2 separate regions of the Homo sapiens genome follow, and region 2 is linked to region 1. The links are chromatin contacts, found by Hi-C in ENCODE. All regions are on one chromosome and are shown on one strand. The core of a region is the stretch at or near the end of the contact, and the rest is flanking DNA. Distances in the headings are between cores, read along the strand shown. Region 1 overlaps ALPK2 (alpha kinase 2). Region 2 has its middle 76 kb from the start of SEC11C.

Evidence for each region. Hi-C counts contacts between places; a loop is a spot of excess contacts on that map. Pooled maps may share reads with other maps.
Region 2: a map with no recorded cell type shows a loop between it and region 1 (4-fold over the local background). The contact joins two enhancer-like sites. A Hi-C loop is called at or near these places in 20 of 37 single-sample maps with no recorded cell type and 12 of 50 pooled maps.

The regions. Positions count from the first base shown.
Region 1 is chr18:58,489,765-58,496,588 of GRCh38, reverse strand. The region is part of intron 12 of ALPK2 (alpha kinase 2); the gene reads left to right. Among named protein-coding and RNA genes, the nearest start is that of MIR3591, 42 kb to the right of the region's middle. RefSeq lists a silencer at 2,571-2,620 and enhancers at 2,397-2,896, 2,897-3,398. Within about 2 kb of position 2,871, at least 11 of the 41 ENCODE cell types and tissues checked have a DNase peak (open chromatin) inside an H3K27ac peak, as active enhancers do.
Region 2 is chr18:59,060,933-59,067,756 of GRCh38, reverse strand. It overlaps the pseudogene OACYLP. Among named protein-coding and RNA genes, the nearest start is that of SEC11C, 76 kb to the left of the region's middle. RefSeq lists an enhancer at 4,243-5,442. Within about 2 kb of position 4,195, at least 3 of the 41 ENCODE cell types and tissues checked have a DNase peak (open chromatin) inside an H3K27ac peak, as active enhancers do.

The DNA of each region.
Region 1 (6,824 bases), core at 1,622-4,121:
AAAGGACAGAGAGAAGTAGAGGAATCTGAAAAAGTAGGAAGGGGATCGCTCTTTCTTTTAACCTCCAGGTCAGTAAGTCTGATTCATGAAGTTCTCGCCGATTGCACAAAGCTTCCAGTTGGGTTTTAGAACCAGAATGCGGTTTGGACCTTTTCCCTGGGATGGCTCAGTGATGATGAAGTTTTATGTTGGAACTGTCTCCAGGCTTCTCCCCTGTGCTCACCAGAGACCTGGCTGGCATACACTTCAGGGAATTGGGTATGTTCTTGGGCTTGTGAAGACAGCGCATTAGGAGGGATTATGATGTAGTGGGGAGGAAGGAACGAGGGATTTAGAGCGAGACCCAGTTCATACCCTGATGCTGCTGCTTCCATTTCTCCTGATAGTAGCCTCGCTTCTTGGCATCGTAGGAATTTGCCTAGCCTACCTGATGAGGGGGATGAACGTCTATTGCAGTTTCCCCATGATGGTACCATTTTATGCCTGATGTCCTCACATCCCATACGCTTTAGCATTGATCCTGAACAAGTGTACCCATTTAGAAGATAAATTATATGGTGCCCTATTTATGGAGGCTTCTGGACCCCAGAAGGATTTTCCAAACGGAGCCTTCCTTTCCAGGCTCCATGTGTTCTGCAGAACCTTGCAGATGCAAGCATCCGCCAGCCCTAGTTTGAATCCTGGCTTCTCGTCATACCAGCTGTGTGACTGTGGGCATGTGACTAAGTTCTTAAAGTCAGTGATGTACAGCATGGGGACACTCCGGCTTGCCCTGAGTATTCCCCCAGTTAATCTACACCTAGCCCCTGAAACTGGAAGTGAGCTAGATAAATATTAGTTTCCCTTCGCTCCTCATGTCTTAGCCTGACACCAGAGTAGGCAAATTTCGTGCTGTTATTTAGAACAACTCTCTACCAAAACAAAGAAGAAACCTGCCCAAGAAGTTTCAAAAATGAAGATGGTCATGATTATTGAAGACATCTTTTAAATTCAAGTCAACAGCTTCCAGGAACCCAGACCGACTGGGAGCTTCAAGTGGTACATTTTTTCCCCTCCTGATTTAAAAAGAAATCCAATCCTTTGGTTTTGTTCTCAGCTTTAATGTGACTTATCTGGCCCGGGACAGCTGCCCAAGACCCATTAGAAGCACTGACGGCTGGAGCCCAGTGCAGAATGCTGTCTATAAAGTATTACTTACTCATTGCCTTCCCACCCAAGGAGAGGCCAGGGAGCAGGAGCTGGGAGAGGAGGAGATTCTGAAGTGTTTGAGAGCTTTGGCAGGGATATTAGATCTTCTTGTCTTTTGTTTTTTAAAAACTTTTCTTTAAACGTTACCTTTTTAAGCCACAGTCTTTTTCCCAAAAGAAATATATCTTACAATCACAGTTTGAAAAACTGATGAAAAGGTAAAACTTCTCCAAACAGAGCATAAGAGGTGGTTGAGAGACCTCTTTAGAGGCTCCTGGGAACCCCTCTGGAGTGGAAACCAGTGATCAAGCCCGACCTCCTCACTTCACAGGTGAGGAGGCATGGGGCATGGGGCATGGGGCATGGGGCAGCCTGCTTGCTGGCAGGAGTCAAGAAGTCTTTCCTGCTTGAAGTCAGCACCCCAAAGTGAACGGCAGATCCTCAATGCTGGGAGGCGAGGCACAATTGAAAAAGTTCTCCAGTGAATGTCAAAGCTGCAAAAGGGAGATAACTCATGAGGACAGACTTGGAAAGGGCTCAAGTTCAAGGGCACTCTGCAGACAGGAAAGTCCAGGTGGGAGGCAAATGAGCTGGGGAAGAAAGGAAGGCGAGCATCGCAGACTGCAGACAGCAGGAGAGAAGATGGAGGAATAAGGGTTGATCGAGCAAGTTCTCTTGATTCTTAGCAAGCAACTGTGAGTGAGCTTAGTTCATTCATGATGCAAAGGGAGAGTCGCAAGTTCTATGGGGGGGCTGGTACCTGGCAGGGTTCAGCTGGGGGAACAGCACCACCATAAGAAGCAGTGCTCCGTGTGTCATTTAAAAAAAAAAATTCCCATATGTCTCAATCAGGACCATATATTTGGCTGCTGACACCCCAGTCATGCAACCTGTTTTGCTGTCTTGTTCAATGAAGTCAAAGGCTATGATCCTATTTCAGGAGTAATTACTCTAATCTCATAAAATAAAATAGAGAATTGTCATGACTTACTCATTTTAATTCAACTTTACTTCATTGTATGTTCCTTTTAACAGGAGTATGTCATATTTCTCTTGGGAGCCAGAGATATAATTATGTCTGGAAACACATCCCCTGTGCCTCAGCCACCTCAATCTTTTGGCAAATGTTGAGTACAAAAATTTCAGGTTACAAAGTATGGCAAGTAAGATTGTTTTGACATCCAGTAATCCATTTTCTAGATAGACCCAAGATACTAACCCGTTGAACAAATTTCTAATTGGAAATTACACAAGGAAAAAAGGCCTAATTTTATAACTGGAGATTTGGAAACGTAACCTAACCAACTCCAGACCGATCTAAAGCCATGCGTGCAGTGGAGCCGAACTGCAAACTCATGCTTCTCTCCAGCCAGTCGGGGAGTTCCCGGGGAGGCGACGAGATTGCAGTTCAACCACCAGAGGGCACCAGAACCAATACTTTGCCCTTTGTAGTCTCCCCTAAAAAGCCAATTTCCTGTTGCCAGATTGAAATAAAACAAAGAAAAGTACCATTAGCAGATTTCTTCCCTGGCAGTAAGCATTAGACCAAAATAAGATTAATATGGACAGCCGTAAAGGACACCCCTCGCAGTGGCTGCCAGCCAGCCTTGCATCTTTCTACCCTCGGAGGAAGGAACGACGAGGCTTAAGGATGTGTGGCTTGTGTCAAGCGTCCCTGACATGGAAGCCAAATTCCCGAGACCCTGGACAGAAGCCTGGATGATTCATTCATGTAGCAGGAGGACAGTTGCCTTGAGAAAGCAGGCTCCATTGGGGTCTGCGTGCCTAGCTCTGGTCCTGGCCATGAACAGGAGAAAAGATCAAAATAGACTCCCACACTCGGCCAAGCTGAGTTCCAAAAGAAAGGCTCTGCCTTCAATGCCCACAAGCAGATGGAGGGGACGGCAGCCACCTGGGATGCTTTGCCCAGTCACAAGGCCGAGCCACCACCGTACCTGGAGAGGAAGCGCCAAAACAAACTTGGAGGTGGGAAGAAACAATCTAATCCGAAGAAACACGCCCCGAGAATAGGCTTATGTGCATGAGTGGTGACTCCAGGCAGACTATTTAAAGCAATGCATGAGTCTGCCAGGAGAGGAAACAAAGGGACATTGGAACAGAATTCCTGATGCCTTTAAAGTGTCTCATAGCAGGGCCATGTCACTATAGAACACCAAACATTTCAGCTGAGTCCCCAATGCCAGGCATCAGCGGACCAATCTCACAGGCCTGTCAGCTTGAGAAAGGCAATTTTATGCCCCAGATAGCTCCTGTCCCCGCCTGCCACAGGGTCATCTGTCCTGGAAGGCCACCTGCATCCCATCTTCATCCGGTCAGCCCATTCTGTAGTAGGGCTGGCTGGCCCGCTGGCTGATTTATGTGGCCAGTCTTTGCCATTAAGGAAGTTTGGAGGCTGGAGGGAAGTCTGAAGGGAACAGTGGTGATTTTCGCAGTTTTTGGCAAGGCAGACCCTACTATAGCAGTGCTCTCAGTGTATGGGGGAGTCTCCCAGGCCCAACAGAGCCAGCCAGGACATGCCCCCTCCATGGAGGGACTAGCACAGCAGTATCCTGGCCTCTACCCAGAAGTCTTACAAAGGACAGTTCTGTTGAAATGTCTGGAATTGGGATCCATGGGTTCCTCCCACTCCTGACCCTATTCCCTAGTTGTCCCTCTGCCCAGTCCATTCCCCAGGACCTGAGGACTCAGGGACAGGTGCTGCATCGCTTGTCATCCAGCTTCAGAGATGAATCTGAACAGAGAGAACGTCTAGAGAAGTCTGGTAGATTCGAGATCACCCCTGCAGGACAGACTGGTGGCCAGTAGGAGACAGAAGCACGAGGCAGGTACAGGGATGGCTGAGAGGGTTGGGGTGACAGAGCCTGAGTGGACAGCATGGGGTGAAGACCAGAATAGACAAGAAAAAGGTTATCACTGCCTTCAGGAAGGTCTAAGCCAATGTAGTGTCACCAGGTGGGAGCCTCATGACAGATCAGAGAGGGAATGTGCTGCCAAGATGCCAGCAACTAAACAAGTTTGTCGACTAAAGACAAGGAAAAGTCTAGAAGGTAGCCAGAAAAGGAGGTGTGGGGAATGTGTGCGTGTGTGTGTGCGCGTATATATGTCTGTGTGCGTGTCTTTGTCTTTGTTTCTGTGTCTGTGTCCCTGTGTATGTGTGTGCATGTGTGTCTGTGTGTATATCTGTGTCTGTGTCTTTTTGTGTCTGCCTCTGTGTGTTGTGTGTGTGTGTGTGTCTAAAGAGACCTTGCCTGTTTGAAGGCAGAGGGGAAGGAGCCTGTGGGAAAACAATGAGGGACTAACGGCGGAGTGATGTTCCAGAGTGGTGAGCACCCCTCGTGAGGATTCAGAGTTTGTCAATACGGAAGGCCCTGCAGCCCTCGCTGTGCAACTTGGAGCACACTGGAAATGTGGCTTTGCCTCTATCCACCCTCACTGCCACCCAGGGCGTCAGCCCAGCTGCTCCTCTGAATGGTGAATTCTCAAAAAGCCTGTACCTAGTGGGAATGCTGACGCGCTTCTCCCTCACCTCAATTACCTGCCCTGTGGCCCTGCAGAGGCTCCTGTAACCGCCCCACAAGTTCTCCTTGCCTGTATGCCTAGACAGGACATGGCCGATTTATCAAGATGGGAACTGCAACAGAGAAAGAGTTTAATTCACATAGGGCCAGCTGTATGGAAGACTGAAGTTTTATTACTACTCAAATCAGTCTCCCTGAAAATTTGGGGATTGGGGGTCGGGAAGTGGGGGTAGTGCTGATTGGTCAGGTGGGAGACGAAATCGTAGGGAGTCAAAGCTGTCCTCTTGTGCTGAGTCAGTTCCTGGGTGGGGGCCACAAGACTAAATGAGCCAGTTTATTGATCTGGGAGGCGCCAGTTGATCCATCGAGGGCAGGGTCTGAAAAACATCTCAAGCACCAGGCTTAGGTTTTACAATTGTGATGTCATCCCTAGGAGAAACTGGGGAAGTTTAGAACCTTGTAGCCTCCAGCTGCATGACTCCTAAACCATAATTTCTAATCTTTTGGCTAATTTGTTAGTCCTGCAAAGGCAGTCTAGTTCCCAGGCAAGAAGGGAGTTTGTTTTGGGAAAGGGCTGTTACCGTCTTTGTTTCAAAGTCAAACTATAAACTAAGTTCCTCCCCAAGTTAGTTTGGCCTCTGCCCAGGAAAGAACAAGGAGAGCTTGGAGGTGAGAAGCAAGACGGAGTCAGTTCAGTCAGATCTCTTTCACTGTCACAATTTTCTCAGTTATAATTTCTGCAAAGGTGGTTTCACTCCCATTTGCAGATAAAACCAGCACAGCCCTTTGGGGATCAGAGCTCTGGGGCTTAGGACAGTGGGCGAATCTCAGGCTGCTTATCTGGTGGGTGTCTACCTACAACGCCCCCTCCTCGGTTCTTTGTCTTCAATTCGTTTCCATTTCAGATACTAACGAATGGACTGTGTGCTTCCTGCATATTCATGGGGATGGGACTCATGCGACCTCAAAAACGGACCCATAGTAGATGAGTGCTTCTCCCCCTCCCCTGGGCTCTTCTCTGAGCTCTCTTCTTCGGGACTCCTGTCTCACAGAACCTCCTGGTTGAGGGTGCCATCAAAAGCAATGAGAGTAGAAACTGTGCAAATGTACAGGGATTCTAGAATATGTTGCCAGCAGACGCAGAGACCAGACTCATTGAAGGTGGGGCACCTCTGCCCTCCTCTCACATTTTTCTGCAGAAAGAGGGAACTTTTTGTATTCTTTTTTTTTTTTCTCCAGCCAGGGAGGCTATGAGGGAACATAGAGCCAGGGCTTGGTTTCTGTTGGGGGTAGCTGGGACTGTGGCTTCAACTGAGGCCTGAGGGAGGGGCCATAGCACTGGGCAAGAAAGGCAGAGAGTGCCAGGAACCAAGGGGAGGGGCTGGACTTTGTTCAGAGGGAGATGGGGCCATCCAAGCAGTTGCTTGGCCATGACAAGATCTGACCTGCACCACCTGGACCAGGCGGAAAGCAGGGGCGAATTGCCTGGAGGCTCCCCTGACTGGCCCAGGGAGGGGCAGTGGTGGCTCAGATGGCATTTGTTCAGATAAGTTGCTGAAGGTTACCTGCCCCAAGAGAAGGTCACCTTGTAGACATCCTCAAGGGGGACAACTTCTCTAGAAAACACAGATCTGGTTACACTACCACGTCCCCGCCCTCAAAAGCTCCATGAATTTTTAAAAGTGCTTTTCAAAGTAATTATGTGAAACAAGATTTCTGTTGTCAAGTAATTTTGGGAAACCCTAGGTTGAATAAGTTTAGGAAGTTTCTTTTTTTCTTTCTTTTTTTTTTGAGACGGACTCTCACTCTGTCACCAAGGGTGGAGTGCAGTGGCACAATCCTGGCTCACTGCAACCTCATTCAAGCGATTCTCCTGCCTCAGCCTCCTGAGTAGCTAAGACTACAGGCACACGGTACCACACCCAGCTAATTTTTGTATTTTTAGTAGAGACGGGGCCAGGATGGTCTCAATATCCTGACCTCATGATCCACCAGCCTCGGCCTCCCAAAGTGCTGGGATTACAGCTCCCAAAGTGCTGGGATTACAGACATAAGCCACCATGCCCGGCCAGGAGACTTCTTTAGTGTGAGACTTCA
Region 2 (6,824 bases), core at 2,946-5,445, 570 kb before region 1:
ATGTCATTAAGAGAAAGAACTAGAGATGAGATCATCCTGGATTAGGGTGGACCCTAAACCCAATGACAAATGTCCTTATAAGAGACAGAAAAGGAGACACAAATGCAGAGGAGAGACACAAGGAAGAGAACCATGTGATGACGAAGACAGAGACTGGAGTGAAGAGTCCATGAGCCAAGGAATGCCAAGGCTTGCCAGCAGCTACCAGAGGCTAGGAGAGGGGATGGGACAGATTCTCCCTCAGAAAATCCAGATGGAACCAACCCTGCTGACACTTCGATTTTGAACAGCTAGCCTCCAGAACTGTGAGAGAAAAAAATTTCTGTTGTTTTAAGCCACAGATATAAAATATAACTTCTGTTTCTCCTTTGCACAAGCCTCATTAAAAGTGCTCAGTAGTGAATCACAATTTGCTCAGGATAAATCTTTGGAGCCTTCCCAGACTCCTTTCATTCCAGACTCCATAGAGTGCTTCCAAAAATATGTCTCAAATCAGACCATTGCTCCTCACCTCCATGGCTAACACCCTCGTGAATCTTCCATCACCTCCTGCGTGGGCCTCCATGGTAGCTTCCCAGTGGATCTGTTGGTCTCTGCTCTTGTTCTTGCCACCTTATAGTCCCCACACCACATCCAGAGTAATCTTTTAAAATCACATATCAGGGAGAAATGGGGAAGGGGGAGATATTGATCAAAGCGTACAAAGTTTCAGTTAAACCGATGGAGTAAGTTTTAGTGATCTATTGCACTGCATAGTGACCACAGTTAATAATAATGTACTGGATATTTTTCAATGGCTAAAAGAAAAGATTCTTAACATTCTTACCACAAAAAAGAGATAACTTGGTGAAGTGATGCCTATGTTAATTAACTTGATTTCATCTTTCTACTAGGTATACATATACCAAAACATCACATTGTACCCCATAAATACAGTTATTATTTGTCCATTTGAAAATAAATTTTACAAATCCACAAATCAAATCATGGGCTATGATCTGAGTGTTTACATTCCCCCAAAATTCATATGTTGAGATCCTAATCCCCAAGGTGTTAGTATCAAGAGGTGGAGTCTTTGGAGAGGCAATTAGTTCACGAGGGCTGGGCCTTCAGGAATGGTATCAGTGCTCTTATAAAAGCGACCCCAGAGAGACAGCCCTACCCTTCCGCCATGTGAGGACACATCTAGAAAGTTCCAGCTAAGAACCAGAAAGCAGGCCTTCACCAAACACTAAATCTGCTGGTGCCTTGATCTTAGACCTCCCAGCTCCAGAACTGTGAGATATAAATTTCTGTTGTTTTTAAGCCACCTCATTTATGGGGCTTTATTTTTGTTATAGTAGCTGAAATGGACTAAGACTTCATGTGATGTGGCATTTAAAATAAAATCCAAACTCTTCCCATGGCCTTGAAAGCTCTGCCTAACCTGGGTCCTACCCTCCTCTCTGAGTTCCCTTCCCACCTCTCTCTCCCCCTTGACCCTTGGTTCCTATCTCACTGGTCATTTTGCTCTTCCTCCAAGCCACTAAGCTCGTTCCAGTCTAGAGACCTCTGCCTTCACATTCCATCTGCCCAGAATGCTTTCATACCACATCTTTGCAAATGTACCCCTAGTCCAGTTAGTTACCCACTAATCCCTGCTTTATCTTTATTCACTATATTTAAACTTCCCCCGACCCTACTGTAATCTCTCGCAAGGGAAGGATTTTTCTTGTCTATTGCTGTATCCCCAGATTCTAGAACAGTACCTGGCATAGAATAAGCATTCAAGAAGTATTTTATGTAATTAAGTGAATAAACACAGATGGACTTACAGACAAAAGACGCTTTTCCCCCAAGTGAAGGCTATAAAAGGTAAACCACAGTTTCACTGTAGAACAAAACAAAGTAATTGTAGAAGAATGAAGTCAGCAAAGAATCCATGCTCACGCAGATAAGCCAAACACAAAAGAACGCGCCCTAAAGCAAACAATACTGTGTTCATATTATGAGCCACAGGTGATTCCAGCAACTGTTCATCATATCATATTAATGTTGCTAATGCAGATTTTATTGGTTTTATAGTTTTATGATTACTTCATAAATTTGTTTTGGCTTTCTGAATGCATGTGCTATAAACATAAAATTTTGTATCTAGGTTTATGTTTGTTCATGTTTAGGCAAAATTGGACCAAAAATAAGAGCAGATAGTCAGGGTAACTTGAATCTATGTTCCCAGGAAAAAAAAAGCATTGAAAAAATAAGAATAAAAATAAGTTGAGCCAACACCAAGAATCCAAAATAATTCTTATTTCTTTAGAATAGGCCCACATATACTTAAGTTTGAGGACGAAAGCTGTAGGTGACAGACCACCACTGAAGGGCTTTAACTGAAGGAGTAATGTGGTCAGATGACTCTGGCAGCTCAACAGAAGACAACTTTGAGCATAACAAGACCAGCATGGTCAACATTGCTACCAAGCAAAGATGGTTAAATATTCATTGAATCATCAAGATCCTTTCTAGTCCTGAAAGTCTCAACTAAACATTTCTTCTTATTCAAACTCTTATTTTTTTCTAAAGATCATCAGCTAGACACTTTTTTATTTTTCGAGACAGGGTGTCACTCTATTGCCCAGGCTAGAGTACAGTGGCCTGATCTCGGCTCACTGCAACCTCCGCTTCCCAGGTTCAAGCAATTCTCCTGCCTCAGCATCCCAAGAAGCTGAGATTACAAATGCGCACCAGCATGCCCAGCTAATTTTTGTATTTTTAGTAGAGACAGGGTTTTGCCTTGTTGCCCAGGCTGGTCTTGAAATCCTGGGCTCAAGCGATCCACCTGCCTCGGCCTCTCGAAGTGCTGAGATTACAGGTGTGAGCCAGGTAGACACATATTTTCCAAAAATGTATTTAAGCTATCACCTCCTACATTCACCTACTAATCAATATTGATATCTTACAGATAGTTTTGGAGATACAAATCTAGGACATCAGGTGCCCCTACAGTTGTGGATTTGCTAGTGACAACACACCTTTGAATGATAAATTGCTCAATAATAAGTAAACTGGCTTGCTCATCTCCTGGGTGATGAGATAGCATCCTTACTCAGACTAATGATGGAGAGCATTTGCTTGTTCCACTGTAATAATAATGCTGCAGGCTGGGCATGGTGTCTCACGCCTCTAATCCCAGCACTTTGGGAGGCCGAGGCGGGTGGATCACGAGGTCAGTAGTTTGAGACCAGCCTGGCCAACATGGCAAAACCCCATCTCTACTAAAAATTAAAAAATTAGCCGGGCGTGGTGGCAGGCGCCTGTAATCCCAGCTACTCAAGAGGCTGAGGCAGGAGAATCGCTTGAACCTGGGAGGCAGAGGTTGCTGTGAGCCGAGATCGTGCCATTACACTCCAGCCTGGGTGACAAGAGCAAGAGTCTGTCTCAAAATAATAATAATAATAATAATGCAAATTTGTTTAATCTTGTAACTTCACCTAAGTCATTCCTCTCTAATATCATTTGTTAGCCAGTTATTTTTGATAAACAGCAGCAGCTCTCACAGTAGAGAGGAATACTGTGATGTTTGCAACATTATAAATGGCCTGTGCCAGGCCACGGAGAGTAGTTGTTTATGAGGCTCTATGACAGCTCGGGGACATGGTCATGGGGTGAGGCAGCAGGGTTGTGGTAACATATCCCAGAGTTTCCCATAAATGCAAATACATCAGTCAGAGAGAACGCAGTCCATTTCCTCTTTAGTATCACTTTTCCATATAAGGGAAAGCTTTTAAAATTAAAATATGAAAGATCATTAAGGCTCATTTTAAAATTACAATATTAAAGAGCATCGTTATATTAAAATACTTGTAAAATTTAGGAACCATTTTAATTAACATCTGGGAAAAGTGCTATCACTTAGGAGTGAAGAGCACTGGCTTTGGACTTCGTGCTGGGACCTGGGTTCATTTTCTACTTCAGCCACTCACCAGCTGTGGGATTTTCACTGTGTTGCTTTCTCTCCTGACATGGTTGTTCTCATTGCTAATTATAGGTCTTCCTCCCAGGGGCGTGGTCAGTGCTACCGGTAAATCATTATTTCCCACCACCTTTGCTGAGGCTGACTGGTGTGGGTTTACAGGCTAAGTTGAAACTCCTCCTGATGGGTTATTTCCCTAGAGTATGAAGCAGGCATGCCTCCCCCCAGATCCACTGCTCCTCTGTCAGGGCTTTGGGTCGCTTGAGGCCAGAATCTCTTCTGGGAGCTTCCTGCCAGCCTTGCCCTGTTGTTTGCTGACGTCCCAAGCACACAGTTCCTACCTCTCGCCAAATAGAGATCACGGGGAGAAAAGCATCAGGTGACTTGGATACACCCTTCTAACCTGGAGAAGATTCTTTTCCATTGAAGCCTTTTATCTGCTTGGCTCTCTGCATGTTGAAAGCCAACTCAGTTATCAAAGGGGATCCTGGCAAGCATTCCCCATCTACACCTTCGGATGGGGAAACCAAGGCTCAAGGTGCTGTGGCTGGAAGGCAGTGCTCCCAAGCACTGATTTTTTTTTTTCTCATGACATTACTCTGCCTGAATTCCCTTTCCAACTTCTAAACTAGCTGCATTGGAGAGGCTGCATGTTCTTCTTTCAGAACCCACACTTGTGCATAAATCCATGTAAAAATCTTATACATAAATCCTTTGTCTTTTCCAAGGATGGAGAGAAATTGATATTTTTGAATCAATATCAGTCATTCATCAACCACTCCAGAAAACAGAAATCACTCCGGTACACACCCTGTGTGTTCGATTTGTCACCTTTAAAGGAACAGGGTGTGAACCCGACAGCAAAGCCTGGAGCCGCTTCCATACCTCCATATCCTCCGTGGCACGCAAAGAGGACTCAGCCCACAGCCGCCGCCCACAGGGTCCGGTGGAGGGCTTGGTAGAGAGCTGCAGCTACTAGAGAGGAAGCAGAGGAGTCATCCACCATGTATGCCAGAGCGGCCACCGCAAATAGGGTGACCAGGGAGCAGCTCCACCCCAGCAGGACCTGCATCTCCGGGGAGAGGAGAGGCGGGGCCCAGCCCTTTTTAGCCATTGTATAATTCCCTCCTCCTACACAAACTTATTTTTTGGTGTTATTCCTGTCACTTAGGTCTTTATTCGCAAACCTCAGTCAGCATAGATTTGACTAAAATGGAAGGTTGTAATTTAAAAGGGGTGGCCAGGAGATCTTTGTGGTGACAGAGAGTTCTGTACCTTGACTGTGGGGGTGGTTGCACAAATTTGCACATGGGACAAAATTACCCAGAACCGTACAGACGTGCGCGAATGAGTATGTGTTGGTAGATCTGAGGTCTATTGTGCCAATGTGATTTTCTGGCTGTGGTCAGGTACCATAGTTGTGTCACACGTTGCCTGTTGGGGAGCTGGAGCACACAGCACCTCTCTGTACTAATTTTGCAACTTTTGGGGCATCTATAATCATTTCAAAATGAAAGTGAAAAGAAAATCAATAAGTAATGTTCTAACCCACTCCTAATCTCCCATTTTGTCCGGTAACCAGATTAATGCTCCTTGATGGCTTCCGCCTTCACCATAAACGTGAGGGCCTCCAGCACACAGCCCCGGCCTGGGCAGCAGCCTAGTCAAGTGGAAGGAATGGGAATGTGAGAAGTCTTCAGCTCAAAGAATAGCCCCATGAGTTAAATCCTAACACCTGACTCACTTCAAGATCTTGACCTTGCGTCACCTGAGTTGACCTTTTTAGACCCAGATCTGTCTTCCAAGGAGCTCTCTTGCTTCTCCGTGCTGTACTCAAGCTGCTGTGATTATGTCTACACTGCACTGAACCAACATCGGATCAGTCCACCGTCTTGTCTCTGAGACCTGCTTAGGTCTCAGGTTCCTGGCTGCGGGAGAGGAAAGGTACATACTCAGTGGCACTCCACTCTTTTAGCCTGGGATCTCCCTCACCCCTTTGCTACTTCCCTGGCCCAAATGGGCCTGCAGTCTCTCAAAATGCATCTTGGGTATCATGTTCTCTTTCTGTCCTTGTCTGCTTATCTTTATTATGGTGCATCCTGCCTTATCTCACTCCTGGCAGCTTCCTCCAGTTTAGACCCCGTGTCTTTATTTTCTAGCTTCTAAAGCTTTGAGTTTGGTGTACCCAACTGTGCGCGTTTCTCCAGGTTAACTTGGCTTGTATTTCAGCTCCGGGCTTCCTGGTGCTGACCCTGGCCCTTGAAGTCATTCCCAAATGCTCCCTCTTCAAGTTAAGTTTTGCCCTTTGCTGACACACATTTTCTCCCTGGGCTCCCATGTAACCTGGACTATGTTGAAGCCTCTCTTTAATGGCACTCTGTTATAGTCTACAACTGAATTGTGCATTTCCAGGAAAATATCGTAACTGCAACCTATAGAAAAAGTCACACAGCTTCTGTATATTCATTCCTTTCGGTAAAATCTTATCTCTTCTTCCTCCCATGGGCAACACAAGGTTTTCCAAGGACCAGGGCCTCTTCTCTGGAACATCTAGGTAAGGTACCCACAAAGCCTAGGCAAACAAAGGTAGGACCTGGCAGAGGGGTTTGGGGCAGGAGTTGTATCCTAACTTCTGGCCCTTCCTCCATTGAGAAGAAAATTCTCTTTCATTCATTCATGTGTTGAGTACCTTCAGTGAGTCAGGATCTCAGAACCAGATGCTGGCGATTCAGAGGTGATACAAGTAGTGAATTCCAGGAGCTCACAGTCTATGGGGTGAATAAATGCTTTATCATGCGGTACAAACCAGGGCCCAGGAATATACAGTGCACAGAGGAACCAAAAAGAAGGACACAGCCTGGCCTGGAAGGAT